Linked DNA regions of Mus musculus: all the other regions are linked to region 6. Evidence: chromatin loops called from intact Hi-C (ENCODE). Cell type or tissue: gastrocnemius. All regions are shown on one strand. Each heading gives the region's core, and the rest is flanking DNA. Links, peaks and the distances in the headings are about the cores only. Region 1 has its middle 32 kb from the start of Trib1. Region 2 overlaps Nsmce2 (NSE2/MMS21 homolog, SMC5-SMC6 complex SUMO ligase). Region 3 has its middle 16 kb from the start of Trib1. Region 4 overlaps Nsmce2 (NSE2/MMS21 homolog, SMC5-SMC6 complex SUMO ligase). Region 5 holds the start of Trib1 (tribbles pseudokinase 1). Region 6 overlaps Gm36819 (a long non-coding RNA gene).

The links. A loop is a pair of places that touch in the nucleus more often than their neighbours do. Peaks named below come from ENCODE experiments on the same cell type or tissue, not always from the same donor. Only the 100,000 strongest peaks of a DNase experiment are listed, where the experiment ranks them.
Region 1: it touches region 6 in a loop (2.4-fold over the local background); 11 of 42 quality-filtered maps call a loop at or near these places.
Region 2: a loop joins it to region 6, with 6 times the contacts of the local background. A loop is called at or near these places in 39 of 42 quality-filtered maps.
Region 3: it touches region 6 in a loop (2.8-fold over the local background); 24 of 42 quality-filtered maps call a loop at or near these places.
Region 4: a loop joins it to region 6, with 8 times the contacts of the local background. A loop is called at or near these places in 39 of 42 quality-filtered maps.
Region 5: it touches region 6 in a loop (3-fold over the local background); 26 of 42 quality-filtered maps call a loop at or near these places.

Annotation. Positions count from the first base shown.
Region 1 is chr15:59,678,304-59,683,222 of GRCm38, forward strand. No RefSeq gene overlaps it. Among named protein-coding and RNA genes, the nearest start is that of Trib1, 32 kb to the left of the region's middle. In gastrocnemius, for the core only: a CTCF peak has its summit at 2,576; DNase peaks (open chromatin) are centred at 2,228 and 2,482; H3K4me3 peaks cover 1,425 bases; H3K27ac peaks cover 3,478 bases.
Region 2 is chr15:59,394,573-59,399,491 of GRCm38, forward strand. The region is part of intron 2 of Nsmce2 (NSE2/MMS21 homolog, SMC5-SMC6 complex SUMO ligase); the gene reads left to right. Among named protein-coding and RNA genes, the nearest start is that of Nsmce2, 23 kb to the left of the region's middle. In gastrocnemius, for the core only: a CTCF peak has its summit at 2,801 (motif pointing right); a DNase peak (open chromatin) is centred at 2,840.
Region 3 is chr15:59,662,554-59,667,472 of GRCm38, forward strand. No RefSeq gene overlaps it. Among named protein-coding and RNA genes, the nearest start is that of Trib1, 16 kb to the left of the region's middle. In gastrocnemius, for the core only: no CTCF peak of the experiment used is centred there; a DNase peak (open chromatin) is centred at 3,047; H3K4me3 peaks cover 613 bases; H3K27ac peaks cover 2,725 bases.
Region 4 is chr15:59,387,100-59,392,018 of GRCm38, forward strand. All of the region lies in intron 2 of Nsmce2 (NSE2/MMS21 homolog, SMC5-SMC6 complex SUMO ligase), which reads left to right. Among named protein-coding and RNA genes, the nearest start is that of Nsmce2, 15 kb to the left of the region's middle. In gastrocnemius, for the core only: CTCF peaks have their summits at 1,484 (motif pointing right) and 2,308 (motif pointing right); a DNase peak (open chromatin) is centred at 2,321.
Region 5 is chr15:59,647,542-59,652,460 of GRCm38, forward strand. It overlaps Trib1 (tribbles pseudokinase 1), which reads left to right and starts at 1,113. Exons shown (of 3, transcript NM_144549.4): 1 at 1,113-1,981; 2 at 3,938-4,230. The coding sequence starts at 1,622. In gastrocnemius, for the core only: a CTCF peak has its summit at 2,902 (motif pointing left); DNase peaks (open chromatin) are centred at 665, 1,509, 1,678, 1,887 and 5 more places; H3K4me3 peaks cover 4,000 bases; H3K27ac peaks cover 4,000 bases.
Region 6 is chr15:59,826,296-59,831,214 of GRCm38, forward strand. It overlaps Gm36819 (a long non-coding RNA gene), which reads left to right. Exons shown (of 3, transcript XR_384128.2): 2 at 827-896; 3 at 1,866-4,919. Among named protein-coding and RNA genes, the nearest start is that of Gm36819, 5.3 kb to the left of the region's middle. In gastrocnemius, for the core only: a CTCF peak has its summit at 2,365 (motif pointing left); DNase peaks (open chromatin) are centred at 2,064 and 2,331; H3K4me3 peaks cover 517 bases; H3K27ac peaks cover 378 bases.

The DNA of each region.
Region 1 (4,919 bases), core at 374-4,373, 150 kb before region 6:
GCAAACACATTAAAAAATATCTTTAAAAGTAAGGTGAGGAAGACACTAAACGTTGGCCACCTCTAGCCTTCACATGCAACCACACATATGTGTGCACACATGTGAACACACACACACACACACACACACACACACACACACACACACACACACACACACAAAGTAAAGTAAGATGGATAAACATAAAACATAGCCAGGTGTGGTAGTGTGGGTTCTTCATCTGAGGAGTGGAAAACTGAGGTTGGAAGACCATCCATCATAGGTTCAAGGCCAGGCTGGTCTACATAGGGAGTTGCAAGCCAGACACACACACACACACACACACACACACACACACACACACACATTATATATATATATATATATATATATATATATATATATATATATATATATATATATATATGAAGATTCCATCTCAAATATTCATATAAAAATATCAAATTATACTGTTTTTGTGTTTGGGTGAAATTCAAATAACATAAAATCACCTCAGCCTTTTTGCGCCAGGGTCTCATGTAGCCTAGGCTGGCCCTGAACTATGTAGCTGAGAATGGATCTTGAACTTCTGATCTTCTTGCTTCCACCTCTCATACATTGAGATTATGTGGTGTGACTTGCCATATCGAATTAATCTAGTGTTGGTGACTGAACCCAGGACTTCATGCATGTTGAGCAAGCACTCTACTGATTGAGCTCTGTCCTCTTTCCAAATCAACCACTCTAAAATGAACAACCCAGTAGTATTCAGCTCTCCACAGGCCTGTGTCACCAGCAACCACCTCTGTCTTCAATAAGCTTTCATTGGCCAAGAGGAAGCCTCAGATCTACGAAGCATCTGCCCTACATTTGAACACTGAGTAAGGCACACAGGGTGTGGCCTTTGGGGTCATACTTCTTCCTAGCTCCTGTCTCTGACATGCCGTGTGTATGGCTTGTGCCAGTATCAGTGCTATAGATGAGGAAACTTTGGTACACAGTTAAGTAATCCACCCACGACTGTTTAACCAGTAAGTAGCCGAACCACAAATCCTCACGGTGTGGCCCTGGGGCCTTGTTCTAGAAGCCTGAGCCATGTAGCAGGGTAGGAAACAACTCTAGAGGTCGAGGAGACGAGTGGAGGAGGGTTGTAGGGTTGCCTGCCTTTCCAGACTGATAGCCCGAACTCCTGGCTAGTTTGACTGCTGTTTGCCCTGTGACCGGTAGCTCTTTCTACATCTCAGTTTCCCTGTCCACACAGAGTTTAGAGTCTGTCTTGAGTTGCTGTGGGAGGCTTGACTGACAGTTCTTGGAAACCTCAGAGTTCTATATGAGCACAGCTATGGCGAGGATCTCTAAGAACTTCCCTGGCACCTAATATATCCCTGACAGAGCTGGCACTCCAATGGGTGAACAGTGGGCACCCTGATCTTCTTGCTCAGTCTGGAGAGCTGCAGGCCCCACCTGGAGGGCACTGTGTCAAACACAGACTTGAAGGAACAAGGCCTTCTATAGAATCTGTTCCAGGCCTGCTAACCTACAGCATACGAGGAAAGCCTACAGTTCATAGGCTGGGGACAGAGCCTTGCTTGGGACAGTTCTGTTGTCACTTTGGAAACCCACTGTCCCAGGCAAGAAGGATTAGAAGGGCAAGGGTACAGAGATGAGAGCAAAGGGGCTGGTGCCCTGTCAGAGTGAGCTTCTAGGATCTCCCCAAGAGAACTCTAGCAAAAAGCTATTAATTCCTCTCTAAGAAGTCGGGTCTCAGAGCTTTCCTTCTGGGATCAAATGAGATGTGACATCATAGGATGAATTGCCAGAGAACAGCATTGTGACTCTCACCCCCCAGTGAGCCCTGGGGTTTGGGGGACAGGTGTGGAATGGTTTTGTGAACTAAGGAAAAAGCAAATGTGGGGTGTGGTATCCTCACAGCAGCTCATCGCTGCTCTTCCCTCTGGTGCAACCTTTTCCGCTTTAGTCTTGTTTAAATCCCAACACTTCCCGTTCCAAATGAAGAACGTTCCAGAATGCTCCGTTAGCACACGGGTTAGTTTATGGGTGATTTATCAGGGCAGTTTCCTGGATTATGGCCTCATCTTCTCTCAGCAAATCCTGTTGAAACACACTTCTGTCAGCTGTAAACCCTGAATGTGGGAAAAGAGCTGACACACAGGCTCCGTCTCCGGAGTAGCGCATTCCCGAGTGTGGGCAGTTCACCAAGACCAGGAAACCTCCGGTTCGGCTCGAGAAGAGGTCACCCTGTGGGCAGGGGCAGCCCTCAGCTGATTGGGACTCGAAGGAACCAGGATTCAGAAATCCTAACCTGGTCTGCCTGGGTTACAGATTCTCTTGCCAGCCCTGGGGGACCAGCTTCCCTCTCCTACCCACTGACCAGTAACGACAGGCTGGATGTCTCTGGGACATTCCGGAACAGGACACAGCTGAGGTTTGACCCAGGCTGCATGGGTCTATGGACACTGGTGAACCGTGAACGGCTTGCCCTGGAGTGACCATCCTGTCCTCGGGCTCTGTAGAAACAGCCCGAGGCACTCAGCCCCAGCCTCCTTCCTGCTTACTGAGACCTTGACCTCTTGCGGTGCCTCTGTGGAGCTGCAGGGCGGCTAGGAAATGAGTTAAGCCGGCATTTCCCACTCCAAGGCTGAGCCCACCCCCGTTTATCCAGCCTTCCCAGAGCAGCAAGGGCTATTTTTTTCCTTTTCTTTTCTTTCTCCCTTTGTAGCATTTCCTGGTTTTCAGCCGAATGAGTCACTTCCTTCTCTGGGTTCCACATAAAACTCAAAAGGTAACTTTTCTCTATGAGTGGATTTTATTTTACCAACACTGATTTTTTTCCCCTTTCTCACTCTTATGGACATGGAAGATGTGCATATTTCTTTTCCTCTTTTCGCTTTGGTTTCTGGGAAGCCTGGAGTCCAGTATGAGGTTCCTCTTGATCAAGTGACTGCTCTGAGCCTTCTAAATTAACTTTGTCCCCGTTTTTCATCTTCAAGCCAAGCCTTTCTTTTTCCATTTTTGATTTTTATGGTATTTGTATTATCAATTTTATTTTAATTGAGGGTTTTATTTACATTTTATTCGAGCGTGTGCTTGAGCGCGTGTGTGCGCACGTAGAAGTCAGAGAACACTCTGTGGGAGTCCATTGTCTTCCTCCATTTTATGGGTCCTGGGGATTTGGTTACAAGCGTCTTTACCCACTGAACCATCTCACTGGCTCAGCAATAGTATTTTTCATGATAGAACTTACATAAATAAAATGTATCCAAGTCAAGTATAGAGTTTGAGGTGACTAATCTTGGTTTTTCAACTTAACTGTGTCTGGAATCAATAAGACCAGGTGCCAAGTGTTCCTGTGAGGGTTTTCTTGATTAGATTATTTGAAGTGGGAAGGTGGACCCTAAATGTGGGCGGCATCTTCTGGCTGCTGCACAGATAAGGGAACATGGAAGAGGGATTTTTTTTTTTTTTGTTTTGTTTTGTTTTGGTATTTTTGACACAGTGGTTCATTATATAAGCCCTGGCTGGCTTAGAACTCAGTGTGTAAACCAGCCTGGCCTCAAACTCATAAGATCATAAGAGACCCACCTGTCTCTGCATTTCTAGTGTTGGGCTTCAGTCTAATATTTGTGCCATGGGAATCAGAGAGATAACTAAGAGGTTTAGAGCAGTGGCTGATTTTCCAGAGGGCATGGGTTCAATTCCTGGCACCCACATGGCAGCTCACACCTGCTTGTAACTCCAGTTCCTCTTCTGGACTCTGCAAGAGGCTCGACGTATGTGCAGGCAAAATACAGCAGATTAAAAATTTTTTTTTGTAAATATTTATTTATTTTATTTATATGAGTACACTGTAGCTGTCTTCAGACACACCAGAAGGCATTGGATCCCATTACAGATGGTTGTGAGCCACCATGTGGTTGCTGGGATCTGAACTCAGGAAGAGCAGTCAGTGCTCTTAACTGCTAAGACATTTCTCCAGCCCCACAACAGACTTTTAAAAACATCTAATGGCAGTCTCGACACATCCTCAGCTGTGCACTTATTCTCATTGTGCCTTTAAGAAGCAGTTGGGGGCTGGGGAGATAGCTCAGTGGTTAGGAGCACTGGCTACTCTTCCAGAGGACCCAAGTTCAATTCCCAGTACCTACATGGCAGCTCACAACTGTCTTTTACTCCAGTTCCAGGGGCTGACATCCTTACATAGATGAATTCAGTCAAAATACCAAGGCACATTAAATAAATAAAAAAGAGAAGCAGTCAGAGTCCTGACTTTCTATAAAGGTCTCAGTTTCAGGGCTCCATGCCCTGAGGCTCTGTGACCGTGTCTTCTGTTCCCAAGCTAGCCATGCATGTACCTGGCCCCACATTTCCTGTCTTCAGCTAGCTTCATGTCTTCATTTCACTGGATTCGAGTTTTCTCTTTATTTCTTGCATCCCAGGATTGATTTCTTTCATATGGGCTCAGCTGTGGATGAAAATGTGTAAGGTTAAAATCACATAGAAATGGGGGATACTGAAGCTGCCGTTGGACCACTGTTTACTTAGAGTCAGCCTACACATTTGACCTGTTATTTTTGTGCATTACAGTATTAGAAAATTATGTATCAATTTCGTTTTCTGCTGCTGTAGCCATCTTGGATTACTGGACTCCTGCCATCTGGACTTGGACTCCTGCCATTGATTTCCTAGGATCTCGAAGGGATGAGTGATTCCAGTAGCTCACTGCTCCTTTCCAGTTATAAGATGAATTCTACAATATGACCTTTGTTTCTGTAGTTGCCTGATGAGAGAGAGACACATTAGCTGTTTGCTGTTCTGGGCTATTCTGAATGAATGAATCGGGTTTCCATGGTGAAAGAGGGTGAAGTGGATGTTGGGTGAGTGAACACGTTTGTCCACCGTGCTCTGAGTTCCCGTTAGAA
Region 2 (4,919 bases), core at 327-4,326, 430 kb before region 6:
GTTTATCTCTGGAAACCCCATTGTGGAAGGAGGGAACTGGTTCCAACAAGTTGTCCTCTGACATCCACATGTGCAATCCTCCCTCCACCCCCCACAGTTGTTTTTACAAAGAAATGATTTTTCCATGTTCATATGTATGATTTACTGGTCGGTTAATTTCTAGTAGAAATTATTTTTTACAAAGAGCATTATAGCTGCTGCCATGCCATAGATTACTGACAAATCTTACTTTTGAAGTTAATTTAGATTCAGGTATATTTATACTGAAGCTTATGTGTGTTAATGCTTTATTTTGCAAAAACCTGCTACATGTCTGTAGTTTCACTCTTATTTGTTTACTCTCTATCTGGCAAGGGCTATTCTAGTAATATAAAGTAATTCCACTGCTTTTAGACCTTATTCCAGACTTATTCTCTCTTAACAGTTTGATGAAAATAACCTGACATTGATGGAAGAGATAGCTAAAGTCAGAGGGGTAAAGTGGCTTGCCTGAAGCCACAGAGTACGTTCATATTCCATTAGCTTCTGTTGTGCTGAATTGAATGTATGTATAACAAATTCACACACATGTATGTGTGTATATATCAGCTTGCTCTTTATTAATCCTAATTGCCTTTGTATAAACAGTTAAGTTAGTAAATAATAAATTTATAAATATGGTATGTAGATTCTTTTTTGAAGAAATTTTATGGGCAGAGTGTTTGTTTAAAATTTGTTTTAATGGAATTTTCCATAAGCTTAATTGTCTTAATTAGGGTTTTATTGCTGTGAAGAGACACCGGACCATGGCAACTCTTATGAAGGAAGACATTTAGTTGGGACTGGCTTCCAGTTTTAGAAGCTTAGTCCATTACTGTCATGGCAGGAAAAATGGCAGTGTGCAGCGGACATGGTGCTGGAGAAAGAGTTGAGAGTTCTACATCCAGATTTGCAAGCAGCAGGAAGTGTATTGATCTATTAGACCTAGCTTGAGCCTCTAAGACCTCAGCCCCACCCCCAGCAACACAACTTCTTCAAGACCACACCTACTTCAAGGCCACACCTCCTAATAATGCCACTCCCTATAGGCCATGCATTCAAACACATGCATGTATGGGGCCATTCTTTATTATTATTTTTTTATTAGATATTTTCTTTATTTACATTTCAAATGTTATCCCCTTTCCTAATTTCCTCTCCAAAAATCCCCTTTCCTCTCCCCTGTTCCCCTGCTCCCCAACCCACCCACTCCTGCTTCCTGGCATAGGCATTCCCCTATACTGGGGCATAGAACCTTCACAGGACCAAGGGCCTCTTCTTCCATTGATGACCGACTAGGCCATCCTCTGCTACATATGCAGTTAGAGCCATGAGTCTCTCTGTGTGTTTTCTTTGGTTGGTGGTTTAGTCCCAGGGAGTTCTGGGGTTACTGGTTAGTTCATATTGTTGTTCCTCCAAGGGGGCTGCAAACCCCTACAGCTCCTTTAGTACTTTCTCTAGATCCTTCATTGGGGACCCTGTGCTCCATCTAATGGATAACTGTGTGCATCCACTTCTATATTAGTCAGGCATGGCAGAGTCTCTCAGGAGACAGCTATATCAGGAGACAGCTTCTTGCTATTATAAATAAGGCTGCATTGAACATAGTGGAGCATGTGTCTTTATTACAAGTTGGGGCATCTTCTGGGTATATACCCAGGAGTGGTATCTCTGGATCTTCTGGTAGAACTATGTCCAATTTTCTAAGGAACCACCAAACTGATTTCCAGAGTGGTTGTACCAGCTTGCAATCCCAGCTCGCCAGCATCTGCTGTCAACTGAGTTTTTGATCTTAGCCATTCTGACTGGTATAAGGTGGAATCTCAGGGTTGTTTTGATTTGCATTTCCCTGATGATTAAGGATGTTGAACATTTTTTTAGGTGCTTCCTAGCCATTCAGTATTCCTCAGTTGAGAATTCTTTGTTTAGCTCTGTACCCCATTTTTAATAAGGGTTATTTGGTTTTCTGGAGTCCAACTTCTTGGGTTCTTTATATATATTGGATATTAGCCCCCTATGTGAATTAGGACTGGTAAAGATCTTTTCGTATGGGGCCATTCCTACTCAAACCACCATATCAGTCTATTTTTCCTTTAGTCTTTCCTCCAGCCATCTAACAGTCCATTAGCCTTTTCGTTTTTGTAATTTGTCCATTTTATTATCTACCCATGTAAAATGTATAATGTAGTGGGGTTTTTAAAATTATATTCATGGATACACATAACCGTTACCACAATCATTTCAAAACCACAACCCCTGGCAAGGTGTGATATTATATACTTATAATTTCATTACTCAAGAGACTGAGGCAGGAGTATTGTGAGTTCAAGGACAGCCTGGGCTGTATAGTGATGAGAGGAGAGGAGACCAACAAGAAAGGAAGTGAGGAAGGGAAAAGAAAGGAAGCAGACCCTGCGTCCTTTAGCATTGCACGCCAGTCTCTCCAGGAGCCACTGATCTACTATGGCTCTATAGCTGTGGAGTTACCTGTTTCAGACATTTCATATAGAAGTGAATTTTATATAAAATGTGGTTTTTTGTGGTTGGAGTGTTCTTGTTTTCAAGCAAGGTTCATCTGTGTTGTTAGATCCATCAGCATTTAATCAGTTAGCACTTCATTTATTTTTATAGTTTAATAATACTCCATTATGTAGTATGTAGCTATACCACATTTTGTAGATCTACCAGTTGGTGGACCCTGGGTTGTTAATATTACTAAATTATTCTTGGATGCTTGTGCTTTGAACGAGGAATGCCCTCACTAGGCTCAGGTATTTGCATTACTTGGTCCCCAGTAGGTGGTGCTGTTTGGAGAGGTTTAGGAGGTGCAGTCTTGCTGGAGGATGGATGTCTCAGGGCTTCCAGATTTTATAGCCTATCCCTGCTTCCAGTTTGCTTTCTCTACTTCTCTCTTGCAATGTGAGCTCTCACCTTCTTGGCACCATGCTTGCAGGTGGCTCCCTGATGTCATGCCTCCCAGCCGAGATGGATTCAAATCCTCTGGGACCAGAGCCCAGATAAGCTTTTGGTCACATGGTGCTGTGTGTAGCACAGCAGCAAATGTAACTATTAATTGTGCTGCTCAGCATCCATTCTCACGTTAGTATCTCAGCATGGTTTCAGTTGGCATTTATGTAATGATGTCATATGCTTTTGGGCTCTTAGAGAAATCTCTGGAGAAGTGCCTATTCATATCCTGTGCACTTTTAAATCCAGTGTCTAAGTTCTTTATATATTCTAGAGAAAAGTCTGATATAAGACATGATCTGCTGGTATTTTTCCTATTGTGTGCTGCATTTTACTTTCTTGATAGTGTTCATTGAAGTATGCAAGGTTGTGATCTTGCGGGAGTCCAGCTGTGTGGATTTGCTGTTTTCGTGGTATGCCTTCCCCTGATAGAGCTTAGCATCAAGCTTGAAGCAGTCCTATTCATGTGTGCTGAGTATGAGTTTTGAGCTGGGACTCATTTGATGACTAGTTCTCTAAAGGTGCTGTGATGAAAACCTTTTCCCAGCAACCATGTGGAACCCTGGAGTTGGTGGGAATTGTAGATGAGAGAGCCTTCAGGACAGGCTTCACATGGGCTGTTGCAGGTTAAAGGTGAGTAGCTGTTTCATGTACTAGAAACAGACTGGAAAAGATTGATGAGTATTTGTCCTGATATGAAAGCTGACAAACCTGCCTGTAAGCTTCATGGCTGCTTGAGAGGTAGGAAACCCCTAAGTCAAAGACAGCAGCTTTTGTTGTTATACCTCAGATAGTATGCCTGTTCTGGTTTACCTTCCTGTCTCCATGCCTCATGGTTTCTGGAGCTGATATGGGAGAGCCCAGGAGGGTTGAGGTCACAACTAAGGAACCTCAGGCTCAGGGGTCCAGTTTTTGGAAGTAGACGCCATCTTAGTCTTGTGAGATCTTGCTCTTACATAAGCATCCTTGTAAAGATGGACTGGGACAGAAGGGCACATGGCACCTTTGCTCCCAAGATGTTCAGAATGAGTGAGAAATGACTTGCTCCCTAGAACCTGACACATTCAGGGAGCTGCAAGTGCTTCAGGGTGAAGATTAACTTCAGCTGAGGCCTTTCCAGGCTGTTGCCACCACCAGTGGTGAAAGCTTCAGCACTTTTCTTTGGAGATGAACTTTGTCCAAGATGCAGGAGAGGCCAGGTGAGATGAAGAGAGGGGTCCTCCTCTGTCCCCAGAGGGAACATAATCCTTTGGTTGTCTGGATGGGGTAATGTTGGGCTTTCAGAACTACAGAATCATGCACTGGCTGCCCACTTTAGTATCATTGTGACTTTAACTTTCAGGTTATTTTCCTTTATAAGTAGTGATGATGTAAAATAGCAGTGAATGTCTTGTAGGGTCCTTAACCATCCACCCATCCACATCTCCCTAACACCTGCCGTATTTGGAGTTGCTGTAAAGTATTAAGGAATGTATCTAAAATGCTCTTTACAGAGCTGGTACATAATATTCATATTGGTCAGTTGCTTTGTTTTTGCTGTAATTATTTGAGCATTTGAAAAGATGGATCCTGTAGAGCCTTAGGGTCAGAATTGACTTTGTACAAAAATACATCCGTGAATTAAAATGCAAATTCTCTATTAGCCTAGATGATTGCTTCATCTCTTAGAGCTTGCTTTTTCCTGCATGTGAAGACTTGAAGTGACTGCCTTTTTGTGGTTATTCTGGGTTTGAGACAGTTATTTCCTTTGTTGTTTAGGGTTTACTTTGAACTATGGTCTTGCTGTGTTGCCCAGGTTAGCCTCCAAAGCTACGTAGGCTCAAGTGATCTTCTTTCTCAGCTACCTGGCTGGAGTACAGACACATGCTACTCTGCTGTATTAAGCTCCTCACTTTAAAGGCGGCCCTGGGCAGAGACTGGCTACATGTGTGTGT
Region 3 (4,919 bases), core at 627-4,626, 160 kb before region 6:
TAGAATGGATCTAGAGACAGATGAGGTGGCACCTCCTTTTGCTTTGTCAGTCAGAGCCTTTCTGCTCCAGTACTTTGGTCTGACCTTTGGATTGGATTGGTGACTACAGCAATGACTCCTCGTGTCCTTTTCTAGTCACGGAGCTCCTGCCCTGGCCCAGTCCTGGGCTTGGTGGCCAGCCCCCTGTGCACACTCATTCTTGCTTCATTAGCTTGCTGGCCAAGGTTGGTGTGACCCAAGAGCAGACTTGCCTTAGCACCAAGAGGAAGGAGTCTGGCCTGGGTATGAGGGCTCAGAGGTCTTTCTCATCGTGACTCTGGCTTGAGGGCTTGCTGTGTTTCTAGGAAGTGATGGCATCACAGAGCACACTCCCAGTTTTAGGACTGAAGAAGGGAGACATATAACTAGAGAAGCCAGCCAAAGCTCAATTTGTGTGTGTGTGTGTGTGTGTGTATGCATGCGTGCATTTTCTCCTCTTTCCTCCCTCCCTCTCTTCCCCCTCTCCCTCCCTCCCTCTCTCCCTCCCTCCCTTCCTCCCTTCCCTCCTTCTTCCTCCCCCTCCTTTCTCCTTTTCTCTCCCTCCTTTCTTCCTTCCTTTCCCCTTCTTCCTTCCCTCCCTCCTCCTCCCCTCTGCCTTCCTCTCTTTTTCCCCCTCTCTCCTCCTTTTTCTTCTTTTCCCTCTCCCTATCCTTCTTTCTCTCTCCCCTCATTCCCACCCCCTCTTTCTCTCATAGTCTGACAGTGTAGCTCAGACCACTGTATCTGTTAGCATTCCTTATATAGTTCTGTCTGGTCTTGAATTCTCAGCATCCTCCTGGCTCAAACCATCAGACCTCTCTGAGTGGCTGTGGCATGGGTGGGGTACTTGACACCCTGACACTGGAAATGAAGAATGTATTTGGTCTTTTGGGTTAGGGAAAGAGTGTGAGTTTCCTGGATCTGTCTCTAGCTACCCCAGGACTTGGAGAAGTCATGCAAAGTATCTGTGCCACAAGTTTGACTGCCTCTCTGGCAGGGCAATGCCTGGGAGGCTATAGGATGGATTTTTGCAGTCCAAGTCTCTGAATGGCAGGCTCAAAATCCAGACAATCCCAAGCAAGGCTAGAAGACAAGCAGACTTGGACTTGAACCCCAGATACATGCTTATTTGTTTTGTGGACTTTAACAGGTTGCAATACTTCTCTGGACCGCCTTTTCCTCACTATAATATGGGTGTGTGGTGATGAGGAAGGCCACTGTCACACTCCCTCTTTCTTTCTTTCTGAGCTCGAAGCTTTGCCAGATCTGAAGTGCTGGTGCTCTTCATTAGCTTGAAAGGATGGCTGTGGTGGGGAGCAGAGCCCATTGGTCGCCATGACCCACAGGTCAGCCATGTAGTATCTCAGGCTTGTCTAACCACATGTAGTCATTAGCACCTTCCTGGTCTCAGAACACACCCCGCCTCTGGCAGAAGATGGAGACTGGGGTCCCCAGCTCTCAGCTTGTGTCTGACTCACAAGCAGACCAGGAAAGTGGGGTTCAGACTCATCATAACCTCAGGTTCTACTGAGGCAGAGAGGCCTGGACTCACAGAGGCTCACAATGTGGGGTGTGCCACCACCCACCTCAAGTTTAGCCTCCTTATCCTTGAGATGGGTAATACGAATTCATAAAGTATTTTCCAAATGGTTAAAAACGTGTGGTTCAATCCGTGTTGCTTATCAGTAGCAGATCACTAAAGCCCAGTGTTCAGTCTACCAAAACTACCCAGTGATAATGTGTCCATGTCAAGTCCATGCTCGGGATGCTGAGGCAGGGGGATCTCTTGAGCTTTGAATCCAGGTGTTCCTGACTTTTTTCTTTTTTCTTTTCTTTTCTTTTTCTTTTTCTTTTTTTTTTCTTTTTTTTTTTTTTTTTCTTTTTTTGGCAGGGTCTCTAGCCCAGGTTGAACTCAAAATCCCAAATAACAAAATAACCCTACTGGTTCCCAGTGTTGACACAACAGGTTTAGGTGGTGGCAGGGGCAAGCCAGGTGGCAGGGCTTCGTGTGTGCTGGGTAAGCATTCTATCATCAGAGATAGCCCCAGATCCTTCTTTTTTGAGATCTGTTCTTGACATGTAGCTGTAGCTGTCCATGAACTTGGGACAATCCTGCTGCATTAGCCTCTTAAGTGCTGGGATCACGTGTGTACCACTAGGCCTTGCTTAAACCCCAGAGTTTGAGAGTGGCTTGGGGTACATGGCTAGGACCCTTTTTTGTTTTTTAAGTAAAGAAGTAAAATTAAAAATAAAAGGCCAGGAGGGAGGGAGGGAGGGAGGAAGGAAGGAAGGAAGGAAGGAAGGAAGGAAGGAAGGAAGGAAGGAAAAAGTGATGGGAAGGAAGGACATTTGGGGGTGGGGTGGGGCCCTTGTCGGGAGGCAGAGCCTGTTCATCAGGGCTGGGTGAGTCTTGAGCCTCTGCATTTTCAGCTAGCTCCTGGGTGAGGCTGCTGCTGCTGCTAGCCTGAGAACCTCCAGCACCCAGGGAAGAGTCAAAGTGTGAAACACAGGCTGTGCCTCAATGGAGAGAAGTTAATTCTTGAAACTCAGACTATTTGTGACAGAGCAGGTGAGGTAGCACACAAGGAGGGACTGCTGTAACCACAGCCACCTGAGCAGGGTTGATGGCCTTCTCCAGGGCGGTCATCATCTTCATCCTACAGATGGGATCGAAGACCTGCATGCTATCCATATGCGATGGTGCGTGTTTGTAATCCCAGTATCCATGAGGCTAAAGCAGGAGGATTTCTGTGACTTGGAGATGAGAGTGGAGTTCAAGGCCACTCTCTGGGAACAACAGAAAAAAGAAAAGGATTTGGATGCTAAGTTACATAGGTAGGCTGGGGCAGGGGTGTAGTTTTCCAAGACTGGCATCTTCCTGTGTTCCACAAGGCAGCCGCAGGAGCCTGAGGAGGAAGCAAGCCACCTCCCTTGTCTGGACCTGGCTTTCCTATTTGCACAGTGGGAGGCCCGGGCACACATGACCTCCAGGCTCCTTCCCCAGCCTTCTGCTGGAACAGTTTGAGCAGTCCCTGCTGGCTCAGCATGCCCTTGGCTTCGTCCCCACACTGCTTCCTGAAGTGGTGCTGACGTCCCAGAGGCAGACATATCCTTTTCATCCCGTCAAGCCAGAAACTAGCAGAGTTATTGGACAGGCTATTTGTGGGCAGAGCCTTGGAGGGGTGGCCATAGTAAAATCCAGCTCTTGGGCCAGGCAGAACATTCCTCCACACCCCAGAGGCAAGCTTTTCAGCAGCTCTGCAGGTAGAGGCAGCCGGCTTGCGTCAGCTCCAAGCCATGCGGGATCTTATTTCACTGGGAGTCCAGTCTGGGAGCCTTAACCTCACTAGGCCTGAGAGTTGGAGGACATCCAATTGACCTGAGAAAGGTGGCATTCTGAGTCGGGTTCCCAGGTACCTCAGGGCACACACAGCAGAGGTTAGAACCTGCCAGGGTGTCTGAAGAGAAAGTGCCTGGAGCTGGAATTTCTGGGCTAAAATTCCAGGTCTGACTCTCCTAGTCAGCCTGACAGGGAAAAAAATCTCCCTATGCCTCAGTCTCCATATCTGGAAAGACGTGGCTTTTGCTAACAATTGTGTTAGTAGGATAGTGAGAGGACTTTAAAAGAACACCTGGAACAAGCCATTCCCTATATCAGATCTACCTCAGCAACTTGTACTTTTATAATCCCAACTCCCAGTGGCTGGAATAGTATTTAGGACTCACCAAATACACATGAATATTTGCATAATGATTGGTTTAGAAGACCCTACAGGTATGATTCTCTCAAATTGTACTTCTCCCTGCTACCTTCTTTAGATATTGTCTTACTTGGTAGACCAGGCTGACCTCAAACTCACAATCTTTTCTCAGCCTCTCAGGGTTCTGGGGTCACAGCTATGCGCCACTGTACTAAGATTTGTTTCCATCATCTTGACACAAATCAGAGTTTCCTGGGAAGTGGGAGCCTGGATTATGGAATTGCTCCCATCTGGTTGGCCTGTGGGCCCGTCTCTGGAACATTTTCTTGATTGATGATTGGTGTGGGAGGGTCCTCTGTGGCCATTGCCATCCTCAGGAAGGTGGTCTCGTGTTGTGTAAGGAAACAAGCTAATCAGCCATGGTGCATGGAATGCATGCTGTACCGCTAGCCAGCCTATTTGATTTCTGTACCACTGAGCTACGCCTACAGCCAGCCGTTCTGATTTCTATACCATCGAAAGCTAGGAGAAGTGAAGAGAATACCCTTGAACGTCTAATCTCCTTGCCTCCACCCCCTCAGGGCTGGAACTGAAGGTTTGTGTCACCATGTCTAACTTAAGCCATACTGGGGGATGGAACCCAGGGCCTCAGGCACGCTCGACATCAGAGCTGTATCCCAAACGCTGTTTTGCATGATTTAAAAAGCTATGTTTAGTGAGGTCTCTTTTCTATAAAGCGGACTCCTTTCCAGGGTGCGGATGGATGTGATTTGACAGATTCAGCCAGCAAGCCCCACCACACTCCTGCTTTCTTCCTCCTCCCCTTCTCCCAGACGACTCTTTATGGAGTTCAGGCTGCTCTAGAATCCAGAGTCCACCCGCTGCAACCTCCCCCTGAGAAGGACTGATTCTCTTCTACGGGTTATCTACTTACTGTTCATCGCTTCACCGTCACACAGACATCTGGACGTTCCCAAATGGGGACTGTTACAAAGCTCCTCCAAAAACCACTTGTGCTTTTGTGCCTCTTCGTGTCTCCTGGGCTCCTGCTTCATATTTTTACTTGACAAGAAGTGACGGGCTTGTCAGCTGAACACTCCCAACAGTAAGATGGGAGAGCTCAGAACAGCTGCGTGCTTGACAACACCAATGGCCATCAGATCACCATACATTCTTTTCATTCGCGGGCCTAACGTACTT
Region 4 (4,919 bases), core at 288-4,287, 440 kb before region 6:
GAAGCTGAGAGCTGGCTGTTGAGCAGGTATTAGCACTCTTGGACATTCTATAGCAACTTTTTATCCAAGTTCAGCAAAAGGCCAAAAAAGCTAGTGTTTAGTGTAGTATTAGAGTTGCCTACTTCCTGTGCTGGTGGAATTTCCCTACATTGTGATATATGTCTTAGAAACGTGTGAGGTGTGCATTTAACTGTGCTATTAGCATCTTTCTTAATCCTGCCCTGGGATATACCTCCTGGTGTAGCCATTTTCAAAGCTTCTGTTGGGAGAGAAGCAAAGGAGCTACATAGATAAGTTAGGCCCATTCTGCCAGGTGAGAAGGTTCAGGAAGTGACCATCGCTGAGTGAGAGAAATAGCCTTATCCTCCATCTGTCAGTAGGGAACTGAGTCTCACGGAGTTGAAGTAAGTTAAGCCTAGGATGCAGAAAGAGAATTTGAATTTGAACCCAATTACCTGTCTCTAGCTCACACACACCTCTGACCCCTTTTTAACCTCGTAGTAGCTGTTGGTGGACAGCAGTAACCCTCAACAACTGTGTCAGTCAGCTTTGTGTCACCATTACAGAACATCTGAGCTAATTCAATTAAAACAACTTTTTATTGTTTTGGAGGTTCCCATCTATGATCTCTAGGGACCTGTGGTAAGCAGCACATTGTGGCAGGAGCTCACAGTCCCTGCCAGCAAACAAGAAAAGAGGAAGAAAGGGTCAGCATCTCAATTCCCATTCAAGACCATAGCACTAGCAACCGAAGCACTTCACAGTCTTTCAAAGGTTCTACAGCTACCCATGATGCCTTCCACGTGCACCCATTTAAAACACAACAGCTTTTGGGAGCATTGATTATCCAAACTGGAGCAACTGCTCTTAGTGATTTGCCCAGCACAGTCTGCTGTGCTTTCTGTAGTTCTTAATCAGTTTATGGAGTTTGTAGTATTTTAGGTTAAAAATGAGAAAACCTAAGTCAAAATGCTATTTTTTGGATGGGCATAATGGCTAATGAACAGCTAACGTGTTTGAGCTAGCAAAGATGGCAAAGGTCCCTACACTGTCCAGCACAGAGCCTTGTGAGTCTTGTGAGGACAAGAGGCAGTGGGGGAAGGTGTTAGAGATTGTTAAGAGAAGGTTTGAAAAGGAAAAGAGAAAAGCTGTTGGAAATATCAGTGTAGGCCGTTCTTAAAGTGTTGGATTTAACTAGCTGTTTCCTGCGAGTCTGGGCATATGCATTGATAGGAAAAATAGAGGCAAAGTAGTAAAGCAAGTCTCTGATGCTCTCGTGTATTTGAGGTGTGGGCTATAAGCCACATGGCTCTTCACAGTTATTTCTCTCCACAGTGACCTTCTTGTTCTGTACCAAGTGAATTAAAACAGTGGGAACACTGAAGTACACTGTGGGCCTTGTTTTACTGAACCTTGATGTTTTCTAAGTTGATATTTAAGGAATTGTGAAGATTTATGTTCTGCCCTCATGTATGCCTGCTTGCCAGAAGAGGGCACCAGATCTCAGTATAGATGGTTGCTGGGAATTGAACTCAGGATTCTTAACCTCCGAGCCATCGCTCCAGCCCTGTTCCTTGTGTTTTTAGCCACAGTAATGGGCTACCTATCCTTTCATACTGATAGCAGTTAATGCTTTGCTTTTGTTCCATGTAGCTCTTTAATTTAAATGATTTCTTTGTAGGTATGTTGGTTATTTTAATGGTAGGAACCCCTTAAAATGGACTTTCTGGGGACAAAGCCCTCTGGTGCTCATTAAGTACCTTAAGAGTTTGGAACCACTATAATGCATATCAGGTGTCGAACTATGTAAATAGGGTGGTAGATGGCCTGGGGAGGGGGAGAGGGCAGCTCTAGCTCTCTTGAAACTCACTCTGTAACCCAGGCTGGCCTCAGAGTGAGAACTGCCTGCTTCTGCCTCGGAGTCCCAAGCACTGGGGTTAAAGGTGTGCACTACCACACTGGATTTGTAAATGGCTTTTGAGGTTGTTCCTTAATAAGATATGTTTGGATCTATAATGAAAAATGAGTTACTGTTTACAGTTAGAAAATGAGCTCATTTATTAATGAATAAAAATCATTTTAGAGACTTTGCACTTGAGGACCAGAAGTCTCTAACTTGAGAGTGCATCAGAACTACCGAGAGGCCTCATGAAAGTAGATGACTGGTATTTACCTCCACAGTTTCAGTAATTCTGAATAGTGCCGGAATTTGCATTTCCAAGATTCCCAGGTGCTGCTAATAGTCTAGGGACTACTACAGTTTGAGAAAGTTAGACCAGTCAGTCTGTCCCATGCTGTAGGAGACCTGCCTGCCACTAGATGGCATCAGAGCACTTTTTAGAGCATAGTCATTGACCTAAGTCTTAAGTCTCTTGATCAGAGTGAGTGAGTTAGTTAGTTAGTTTGTTTGTTTGTTTATTTATTTATTTATTTATTTATTTGTTTATTTTGGTTTCTCCAGACAGGGTTTCTCTGTATAGCCCTGGCTGTCCTGGAACTCACTTTGTAGACCAGGCTGGCCTCGAACTCAGAAATTCACCTGCCTCCCGAGTGCTGGGATTAAAAGGCATGCGCCACCACGCCTGGCGATTTGTTAACTTTTATAATCACTTTAAAATACATACATATTCATAATTTTGTCCTTTTTTCAGTTGAAACAATGTAGAAGGTTAAAAGTGTGAAACACACTGCCCGTTGGCTTTTTTTTTTTTTTTAATGGAGATTTTATTTCCCTTATTTGAGAATCTTAAGTGTTGGGTACATCAAAACCAATTTCTGGGATGAGGGAAAAAAAACAGAACCCACAATAGAAAAAAAAGTTATTGTCTGGGTCACAACAGAACCCAGAGAATATATTCTTATAATTGAAAAATTATAGGTGCTTCATAAATTGACCTTCTGATACAAAATGACCTATTGAATTTGCAACTTGGTTCTTGGTGTGGAGGTCCACAGACAACTAGGCGGTCTTCAGACCTTAGCTGGATGCCACGAGCGGTTATTTGGCTTTCCACTCTTTTTTTCTTGTCTAAGAGGCAGCAGCAGCAACAGTGCTTCTTTACAGTGTTGATCGGTTCCCTTTTAAAGGGCTCTCGGAAAAGTGTTTTTGACTGTTTTTTTGCCTCTCCTCTTTCTTACCTTGGAGTCTCACTCCATACATTCCAGCTGTGTCACCACCTCCAGATGTTTTACTCACTGATGACCTAAGAGCTAGATGGTTCTCTACATGGTGGTTCTGGGGAGAGGTACTGGCTTGCTCTGTTCTGTGTGCTAAGCTCTCCTGTTCACAGTAGCATGTTTTATTTTGAAATAGCAAAACTTCCTGATTTTTTTTTTTTTTTTTTGGTTTTTCGAGACAGGGTTTCTCTATATAGTCTTGGCTGTCCTGGAACTCATTTTGTAGACCAGGCTGGCCTCGAACTCAGAAATCCGCCTGTCTCTGCCTCCCAAGTGCTGGGATTAAAGGCTTGCGCCACCACGCCCGGCTCTGATTTTTTTTTTTTTTAAACAGACTATGTATAGTACCTAAATACTGTTTGGATTTTTCTAGACCTTTGACAATGCTTTTGCTATTGATTCTTTTGTTTTCTTCTCAGCTTTTTTTGTTTTGTTTTATTTTGTTTTTGTTTTTTTTTCTTGACCTTTGGAGCTGGGGCTTCAGTTAGATTTCAGTGATCAAACTTCGGATAAAAAGGACTAAAACAGATAAAAAGAAGAAAAAAAAAAAGAAACAAACAAACAAGTAGGAGTCACTCAGTAAAAAGCCAGGCCAGCACCAAATCATGTCTCTGGCCATTGGCAAGAACTGATGCTGGCTTAATGCTATGCAGAGATGACAACAGAGGCAGAAGTAGAACTGACATGAGGAGCCTTTTGTGAAGCACTGTAGTCCTCTTTTAATGACATAAAGTTTTAATGTCTTGTGGTCAGAGGGAAGGAGCTTTTATGAGGACGACACGTAGCACAGCTGAAAGCAGCTTGATTCTTCTAGAGATCATTACCCACACTGTTCTTTCCCCGTTACAGACGAAGTCCTGTATTCATGCTGTGCGTTTCTGTATACCATTACTTATGTGTACACGTGCAGCCTGATAAAACTACAGTGTTTGCCACATGTGTAATTTAAAATTTTCTACTGCCCTTCTTTCATAAAATATGGAGGAAGGAGAGATTTGTAATGTTTTATTTAACCTAGTGTATCTGAAACTATTTTTCGGGACCAGAGAGATGGCTTTATGGGTAAGAGGATTGGCTGCTTTTCCAGAGGACCTAGGTTCAATTCCTATAACCCAGGCTATACCACACCTGCTTCTACACTAGACACTACTCATGTCCATAGTATATCCGTAGACATAATGCAGTCAAAACATCTATACACACAAATATAATTTAAAAAGTAAATAAAGATAAAATATTTTTATGTGTCATAAATATGAAAGCTCCTAAGGAGTTCTTTTGACACAGCGTGGGCACTGAAATCAGAATCCTACAGTACACTAGACTCCAGACTAGCCACACTGCTTATGCTTATTGGTCACATATAACACTTTATGAGATGACAAAAGACACATAAGGGTTATTTCACTTCTCTGTGACAGAGTAAGAAATAAGAGATGGCCAAATCAGCTAGATCTGCAGCTCTTTAGCAGTTCTGGTGAGTCTTCCAATCAAACCGGTGGAAGAATGAGACACTCAGTTTCTCCTGCACTCTCCTCTGCTGAAACTGTGGCTAGTATTTTAGGGTTTTCCCCAAATTGTTTAGCCAGCTTAAAATAAAAAGTGCATTGTTTCTGAGGATCCTGTTACATTTGCTTCTGTATAAAATGTTGTGTGTTCATTTGAATCCACATCTACAGTTCTTCATATTTTGTAGCTGATGTGGTAAATCAGTTTCATATGCTGTTGGGCAAGCTGGAAGG
Region 5 (4,919 bases), core at 489-4,488, 180 kb before region 6:
CTCGGGCGCGCATTGCAGGCGGGAGGGGACAGGAATCTGGCGCCAGCCACGTGGGCCCCTTCCGCCAGTTCCCCACATCCTTTGTTTCCCACCGGCCGGAGCTCAGGAAGCTCTTTCGGCGAGTCACCGCGAAGGGGCGGCCCAGGAGCTTGGAGAGGCTATTTCCGTGCAATCCGGGCGGGCGGCAGGCGCGGGAGGGGCGTGGAGGTGGAGGCAGAGCAGAAGGCCCAGTGTTTGCTTTTATTTCATCCAACAGAAGGTTCTATTTGTGGAAGCGAACAGACGCTGGGGATTAGAGTTGGGAGGGGGCAGGAAAAGAGGGGAAGAAAAAAAAAGCCACATTCACTACCACGCACAGGTCTTCCCCGGAACTACCGCGTGGGGGTGAATGACTGATAATGGAATTCATCACCTTTCCTCTCGCCCCTTCCTCCGGCTGCAGCCGCGACTCGACGGCGCCCACAGCTCCACCGGGAGCTCCCCAAAGTGCAGAACGGCGGGGAGGGGGGGACCCACTAGGATAAAGGCGTGACCACTGGGTCTCAGCCAGCTGCCGGTGCGCAGCCAGGAGGTGCGCGCGCGGCCGCCGGGAGCTCGGTGCTCCATTGTGTTGTGTGAATGATGCGCGCGCACCAATCAGCGGTCGTTTCGCCCCTGCTGCCCCGCCCCTCCCGCCCACTTCCCCGGGAACCTGACGTCACGGGAGCTTTGCCTCCGCCCCCTCCCTGGGCTACGGGCCCGCGGGCCTGCGGTGGGGCGCGCGCAGCCTGCTGCCCAGCCCAACCCGGGGGGCGTGTGCGCGCGCCCAAGGCGTCCCAGGACGTTCCCACCTGCGCCTCGGCGCGCGCGGTCAGGAGCATCCCCAGGCCTCCAGCCACCCCTTACAGTTCCAGCCTCCAACTCCACCTCCCCTCCCCCCTAGTCTCCTCCCTCCGCTCCGGTGACTGCAAGCCGGGCGACGGGGCCGGAGTCGTCGCAGCCACCTCATTGCACAACCCGGCTTCCCAACTGTTTACACAGCCCGGGCTGTGAGTGTGTGTGTGTATACAGCGTGAGTCACCGGGAGGCGGAGGAGGTGGAGGAAAAGGAGAAGGAGTGCACTGGCCGGGATCAGTGCGGCACACACACTCATAGTCGGTCACTCTCTCTCTCTCTCCTGGAGCGCGTCTCGCTCGCTCACACGCCTGGAGCCCAGGAGCGCGCAGGATTCCGAGCGGCGCGGAAAAGTTGTACCGGCTTTTACGCCAGACTAATTGCTTTGGGAAGTGCGTTTGCTCGGAGAAGCCGAGGAGCCTGTGGAATCCTGTCCTCGAGGCTCAACACCCGGGAACTCGGGCCGTCTCCACGTCCCGGACTATCCACAGCCTCGGCAACAATAGCGGCGGCCACCGCCAACGAGGCGCCCAGACCTGGTGCCTGTGGGGGTCTGGAGACCTTAGCCGGCCTCCCACCCTTGGACGCGTGGCCAACGTGGTTCTGGTGGACAACGCCAGCGTCCTGGAACGGCTCCTCTTGGGGACCGATCCAAGCTCTATCTGCAAACTCCATCCCGCCGACTGGAAGAAGTCACAGCGCAGATCCAGGGATTTACAAAGCCGGGGCCGCTCCGGCCAGGGCCGCGATGCGGGTCGGTCCCGTGCGTTTTGCCCTGAGCGGCGCCTCGCAGCCCCGCGGTCCGGGTCTACTGTTTCCGGCTGCCCGGGGAACCCCGGCCAAACGCCTGCTGGACACGGACGACGCGGGGGCAGTGGCGGCCAAGTGTCCGCGCCTCTCTGAGTGCTCGAGTCCCCCCGACTACCTCAGTCCCCCTGGCTCGCCCTGCAGCCCTCAGCCTCCGCCCTCCACGCAGGGGACCGGCGGCAGCTGTGTGAGCTCACCCGGGCCCAGCCGAATCGCCGACTACCTGCTGCTACCCCTAGCTGAGCGCGAGCATGTGTCCCGGGCACTGTGCATCCACACCGGCCGCGAGCTGCGCTGCAAGGTAAGCATCCTGGGGCGGAGGTTGCGGGTCTGGATCGTCCACAGAAGTGCCTAGGTTCCGGCCCACCGGGATCACAGTCCCGCCAGCGCTTGGGTTTGGCAGAGCAGATAAGGGCGTTTAGTTGGATAAGGAGGGTATTTTGGTCAGCTTCGTGTTTTTGGAGGTTGAGTGCTTTCCTGTGGAGTGTTTTTTGGTGAGGGTTAGGCGGTCTAGAGGAAGTGCAGGGTTCAGTTCTTTTATCTCTGTTCTTTTCTTTGGCGCTCTGTATTGCTAGCGCGTGGCGTTCCATTTAAGTTTGGAATTGCAATGGGTTCCAGGGCCATGCCATTGCCCTGCTCTCATCCCCCTCCTCCCCCTGTCCTGGAAGGACGCCCTGCAGTGTGTGCCTCCTCGGGACTTGGAGCAACTGGCAAGCTCTTTGCGCGAGGCTCGCGGCATGGGTTCTGTATAGACCAAGTCGGGCTTCTTTTTACCTAGGGGTTTCTGGGCTTGAACTCCTGTTGGGACCAGCATACAGCCCACCCCAGGAAGTGTTGGGATGGGGTGGTCTTAAGCGTGGGAAGGCTTCTGGCCAGCATCGGAGTATTGGAAAACTTCCAGAGGCTCGCTTCCACTTGCTTTAGTTTGAGCCGGCGATTTTCATTGCAACATTAACAGGAGTACAACTAGATACAGGATGGCCGGTCTGGGAGAGCGCGTAGCCCAGGACTGCTTCGCAGTGTGCTCTTCGTGAGCCGGACACCCCATCTCTGGGCCATTGAGAGCCCCACTGACTCCTTTCATTCTCCTGCAGTTAAAAGTGGCATCTGGGTTTCCAACAACTCACCTGAAAGCCCCCCTCCGCCCCCCCCCCCCCCCAACGTGAGCGCCCCACCTCTCCGTTTGCTGCTGCCACCTACTGTCCACTCTCGTGAAATCTCTGATGCGTGGTCAAGCACAGAGAGAAACTCTTTCTTCTTGGTGGATGAGAACAGTTTTGGGAGAGAAACGGATGGGGCGGGAGGAGAAGGCAGCAGATATATATTTTTTTCCCAAGTTGGTACTAGAGCAGCCACCTCAGAGGTGGGGTTGGTCTGGGTCATTGTGCAACCCCTTCCAGTTCCTCTGAGCAGATAATAGCCGAATCCAGATGGTGACAGCCCGTGTGTCACCATTTCCAGTTGCGTCTAGGATATGAGTAACCGGGCTGAACAAAAGGCCCTTAAAGAGACCAGCCAGCTTCTTAGAGGATTTGCTACCCGTTCTGGGGAGGGGGGCCAACCAGGGTGGATGGGGGTCGAGGAAACAAACAGGAAAAAAGAGAAGACCTATAGAGGTGCCTATCCTCTCCTGTAAGAAGGTAACTACAGGCTGCTTCCACCTGAGTCTCAGCCATAGGCAGGCTGCATAAGGCCGCTTTGTCAGTCTCTCCTTCCAAGTCATCAGTTCCTTCTGACTAATGACAGCTCTGCGTGTTTGCTGCCTCAGCTTCCCGTGGAGGCTGCAAAGTCACCACATTCTTTGACTGTGCTCTGCTGAGCCTCCTGGGTTCGCAGGAGATGCATGCATGTTTAGCTGTTGATTTTTCACTCTTAGGGATGCCGGGGGTACCTTCCCCTAGCTACTTACTGTCTGCTAGGAAGAGCTACAGCAGGGAGCTGGGCTTGCTTGGCTCCCAGGAGCTGATGGCCCCCTAAAAGACAAAAGCATTTGCAGAAGGGAGTTCTTCTAGTCACCCTACAGTAGGGGGTGGGCTCTGGGAGTGTGCTAGCCCAGATCCCAAAGTGTAGCTGGTTTGTTGTAAGGGTATCCTAACAGCTGGAGCTCTGAGGGGCTACCCAGAAAAGAATATATGAATGGGGCTTATTGCCATTGAAAGCCCAAAGATGGAGAACTCCAGCCCAGCTTCAGATAGGACCTTGGAGGCGGGCCCTCTGTCTTTCTCATTCCTTAAACAGGTCACTTTTCTCCCCACAGGAATTCCCCATTAAACACTACCAGGACAAAATCAGGCCTTACATCCAGCTGCCGTCCCATAGCAACATCACTGGCATTGTGGAGGTGCTCCTTGGTGAGAGCAAGGCCTACGTCTTCTTCGAGAAGGACTTTGGAGACATGCACTCCTATGTGCGGAGCCGAAAACGGCTTCGGGAAGAGGAGGCCGCTCGGCTCTTCAAGCAGATTGTTTCCGCCGTCGCCCACTGCCACCAGTCGGCCATCGTGCTGGGGGACCTGAAGCTCAGGAAGTTCGTCTTCTCCACCGAGGAGAGGTAGGCAGCTGACACAGCACTTCTGGTGGCCTTTTGGAACAACAGCAGCAACAATCCCCACCCCCCCAAACAATGAAACAAACAAACAAAATGAAACAAAACCCCCAAAGGCACAGGTCATGCCTTTAGGTGCAAGATAAACCCAAGGGCTCAGGTCTTCTCTGCTGTTAGTACTAAGTCCTGCATCTGGGAAGTGATGGCCAACCCCAGTTTATTCTCTGCTCTATTGGACGCAGCATAGGGAAGCCTAGAGGTGTGTTGGTGCTTTTCTTGATGCTACCTGTTGACAGGATGCCCTTCCTGCCCCTGTCTCAGGCTCAGGTTTATCTCCTCTTGTCAGAAAGGCCAGTCTTTTGGGGAAAAGGTGTCCACTTGTCAAGGACAAGTGGACTCCAAGAGGTGCTCAAATTCTTACTTCCGTGCCCTGCCTCTGCTGTACCTAGAAGACTTTACAGAGCTAGTTGTGTTGTTGTGTTGGCAGAATAACAACCATCCCTATCACACCAAACTCCCGTTCTGTTTGAGCCTGGGCGCACCCCACCCCTCCCAGTAGTTGGTTCCCATTCTCTGGTGAGTTTTTAAAGACATCTCATCAGCTCCATCTTCAGAAAATAACCACATTGAATAATAAATGGAAGTTGGCTAGCGTGCACTGCTAAATATAGTTCCTGGCTTACCTCACAAAGGAC
Region 6 (4,919 bases), core at 286-4,285:
GGCTTCTGTCGCTGAGGGCAGACTCCTAACAGGCCTTGGTTGGTCAGTGGAGCGAGAGGGAGCACTGAGGCTGAAGAAACCAGAGGTTGGCAGTCATCCCACATAAACACGCTCTGTCGCTATGAATTATTTCCACGGTCTGTGGACGCTGGGCAGAATCTTCGACAGGCTCATTAATAAGAACCCAGAGGGTCTTGCTCTGGTGGCCCAGATTCCTTGGGGTTGGGGGTGCATGGAAGAGTGGGTGGGACATTTCCTTTTCCTCAGAGTCCCTCCCTCCCCCCACAGATTAGAAATTTGGTGTGCTTTCCTTCCCCAGGAGCATTTTTAGAGCGCTGCAGTCTCCTTGGGAAGAGGCTCTTGAAGGCTGTGTTTCACACATGGTCTCAGTGTCCTGACAGAGCAGATCCGTTTCCCAAGCTTCTCCATGGATACCCTGTCTTCTGCCCCCGACCTCTGTATCACATGCCTTCTCTGTTTGAACTCTTTGTTAGCATCCTTGAAAAAAAAAAAGTCATGTGTCATGCTCTCTGCAGTTTCCACTCCCCAGGGAAGGCTTGGGGCTTATTCCTTGCGCTACCATGGCTCTGTGTAGTAACTTGTGACCTGCAACCTAGCCATTCCCCAAGAGAGCTTGCGTTTCTTCAAACGCAATGCAAGGATCATGGCAATTCATTCCTTAAAAGCTTTGTGTTGGGACAAATACAACCCCAGCCTCACGCAGGCCTGGGGCTGGTGAGTCACATGACAGAAGCCAGCTCTTTATGATTTTTAAAAATATACTGTGGTTCTCATTTTCACACCATTGAAACTACTTGTTGTCTAGGACCCACTCTCTTGAGACTGGCTCATTGGAGTAGAGGACCCTGTCCTTCTGTCTGGCTCTGCCATCCTGGGTAAGTCTCCTTCACAGACTCAGTTTCCCCATCTGCTGATGGTGGTACTCAGCTCTCTACAGAGATCAAGTGATCACAACCAAAGAACACTTGGGATGTGAATGTGAGGAATGGTGTACAATGGTCTTTTGCCTTAATTTTCTAGCGTTTGAGTCTTCTTTACCCTGGATGGCTCTGTGCATCCTTCTTAGCAGCAGGATCTCTGGCCTGAAGGCCAGCCAAGCCTCCAGGACCTCTCATCTGTTGAACACTGAGCAGGCAGCCATGTGCCCAGAGGTGCTCAGTATATGAAGAGTAAACTGCACGGTAAAAGCCATGCATTTACAGAGCATGGTCATGCCACAGAAGCTGGATATGGAAAGATGGCAGCTCTATATGCATATGTAAGGTCAAAGCCCACAAAAGGCCTAGCAAAGGGCAGGGTGATCGTAATGCAGCCGCTGCATTATTCATTCAGAAAGGCAACCGTTGCTCTCTGGCTTTGGGAGACGAGGGGGAGAGTAAACAGACATGGGTCCTTGAAGGGACACAGTTGAACAGCTTAGGGACTGACCTGACTGGGGCAACAGGGAATAAAAGAAAGCAGGCACAAAGGCACAGGCGCAGGAAAGCTGGGACCAGGTGGGTCATGTGCTCTGATAGAACTCAGCAGTTCATTTCATACACCCGTACTAAGGAGCTGGGTTGGCTGTCCACAGCTGAACAAGTGTGTAGTATGCAGCTGAAGGAGGAGGGCAGACTTAACTAGTCTTGGTGGGGGTCTCTATGGGGAGCAGTCTCGGGCTGTGAACACACGGGAGGAGGAAGCTGCCCTGGACATTTTCTGCCAGTATCCAATATCCATGCACCAGGGAAAGGCTTTCTAATTCCCGTGAGTCTGAGGCATTGGTGGCATTGACGTGACCACTTTCGTGGCCCTTTTCCTGTCACCAACAAACATTCACTCAGGACTTTATTCACTCCCCGCAGTACCAGGCATATACGAGCAGAAGCATCCTGTCACAGAGTGACGTCATCTTTCTGGAGTCATCTCCTCTTCCCTCGTCGTCCCACTCATTCCTCTCCTGTGCTGACCACATTCTGGGGAAGGCCTGGAAGAAATGGAAGCCATCCTTCACGAGTCCCCCACCAGGTGCTTGGCACGGTGCTCTGCATCTGATGTGAAGTTCGCACTAAGTCCGGGACTGTAATTCTCCTTTTGCTGACAGTGAAAGAGTCCTCAGGAAAGCAGGGTGCCTTTGCGCAAGGCCAACCAGCAAGAAACAGGACCTGGATGACAGAGCCAGCTGCCTCCCCATATGAGGGCACTGGGAGAAGCGGGGTAGGCAAGGAAGGAAGCGGAGTCATTCACTGCCTCAGGCAACAAGCAATAGATTTCCCTAGATCCCGTCTGCTAGGCACTTAGATGCTTGGAAGCTGAGGCTGCAGAAACTGGCTTCTTTCTGACTCAGAGGTGCCATCTTCAGGCCAGCGGAAGTGTTGCAAACAGGAACAAGCACCTGCCCCTCTGCTCTCCACTAGACAGGCACCACCAGATGCTGGCTGGGGAAGGGACCTTCCATCTTAAAATATTCCAGAGTGAGGCAGAGGGATGGACTAGCTCAGAGTTACAGAGTTAGAGATGGCAGAACAGGAGCTGCACCCCTATGACCCCGTCAGTGACCCCTCACTTTCCAGACTCTCTTTCATCATCTTTCATCATGCATCCTCACTTTCTTCCCACTCTCCTCTTCCTCTTTCTTCTTCCCCTTCTTCCTCCCCTCCATCCGACAGCTGTTATTGAGCACTTTGTAGGTTTTGGGCATAGTCTCCCGCCTGGGATAGGAAGTCTGGGTGCGGGAAAGTCTGCTCTCAGGGATCGTTGTTGAATTGATTAGTTGACATCGTAACTTTCCAACTATAGCTGAGATGCATAGAGCAAGTCTTACCACATTTCAGGCCCTCCATAGAGGCTTCGTCTCACTGACTTCTCACAGAATAGAAGATTCAGCCGTGGGGCAGTTTGGGAGCATGCTCAGTAGGACCCAGTAAGTTGTGGAGCCGTGACTCAAAACCCAGATCCTTTCTACCTCAGAACCAGAGATGTCAACTGCAGTGTTGTATGTCTTCTCTAAAGGATAACCCAGGAAGCAGGCATGTTCTCATAACATTTTGTTCTCTACAATATTTGCTTGTTCTGGGTCTGAGCGAGGTGAAGGCCATCTTCTCCAGTTCCTTGCTTCTGAATTCTGAGGATTTTTATTGAGGTATTGTTAGGTCCTGGTTACTGAGCAAGGTATCAGGCACAGGGAAGGGACTGACTCAGAGAGAATCATGACGTGTAGATGGCAGTGTTACAGAATCAATTAGCAATCATGTCTTTGTAGAAGCACTCCACATCACTGGGAAGGATCCAGTTACATTGTCTGGTAGAAGTGGCCCTCCTCTCCCAGTTGTGTAGTGAATTACCTGAGTGACCAGACATACAGTCCCTGACTCAAGTCTCCTAGAAACACAGGCCAAATTCAAAGAGCTGAGAGACAAAATGGTCACATGAGCCTTTACAGGGCAGCTGAGGGGCCTGGGAATCCTAAGATAAAGACGGGTTTCTGGTCCCCTCAACAGGGGCCATCATCAAGTTTTGAGGAAATGAGCCTCTGTGTTCTGATACCATTTTAGTTTCCATTTCTTCATTAGCTACAAGCTTGCATTTCTCTTAAGTTCACAGGAATCCTGCCTTTGTTCTTCCTTTTTATGGGGAAGGTCTAGCTTCTCCTATGTGTGTGGATGTGCTCATGAGCACGCACGATTGGCTCCTGAAAGTAGAACTCACCAGCTTATAGGTGTCATATCCGAAGCCAGAAGATGAAGTGTGACCATCAGAAGCCACTTAAGGAATTTCTCCACCAAAGCTACAGTGACATCCTTAGACAAGGAAGCCCCATCATGTGCACGTGTCTTAGGCAGAGGGCAGTGCAGCACAGAGATGCGCTTTAACACTTCTCCTCCCTGCCTTTGCTCTGGATAGCATATCTTCACTTCCCAAGAACAGTGTGTGTGTGTCTGTATATGAACATGTACACAGATTTTATGTGCTTAGTGCAAACACACATACCTCAGAGGAATGGATTTCCTAACAGTTCTGCCAGGGCTACAACGGGGGAGGGGACTCTCTAATGCCCTCGAAATTTCCAAGATTCTTTTCTCTTTCAAAAATAACAACTCTTTTAAGATTTCATTTTTCTCTGCCCTGAATAGAACGACAACGTAACAAAAATTGTAACATCGAAGGGAGACAACCTTGGACCCAAGTCTCTGTCCTCCCAGGAAAGGACCGATCAGCCAGTTTTGGGGCTTTATATAAATGATAAGAGGGCCACGGACACATGGTCCACACGGGTTTCGTCACTATGTGAATAAGTCTTGTGAAGACATACCTACCATCCCTCGAGGTGGTTCTAGAAGGGGAGGCCGAGGTGGCCGAGACCCTGGCTTTACATTATAGAAGGGAAGGTGCTTGCTATTGTAAATGTTGGGGTGAGGGGCACCTCGGGCGGCGGCAGCAGAGATGGGAGCAAAGTTCTACCTGTTGGCTCTAGGAGAAATCTCACCAGGCCCGCACTTTCTTCTTGACTCAGAGTTCTCAGAGCCACACCATGGCTTTTAATAGGTTTTGCTGACCACTAGGAACCATCAGCTGAGACAACCTTGTTTCTGCGGGGATTCTTCAGTGAGTGATTCCAGGTCTTAGGTGCTCTGGTCTTGCCTCCTGCTTGGTGCTGTCCTGGGTTGCTCACCGCTTTCTGCCCTCCCTTCCCTCTCATTTTTGTACTTGAATTTCCCCCTGGTTCCCAGTACTCCGTGGTTTCTGTTGACTTGGCTGGACTTTGCCTGATGCATTAGAACTTTTATTGGTTTTACCTTATAACAGCCTGCAGTAAAGATGATGATGATAGTGTTGGTGATTTCCATCCCTTCCTTGGTCTATAACCTCACATATTACAAAGCTTTCGCCCTGGTTCTGTAATTTGAGTTTCGTAATAA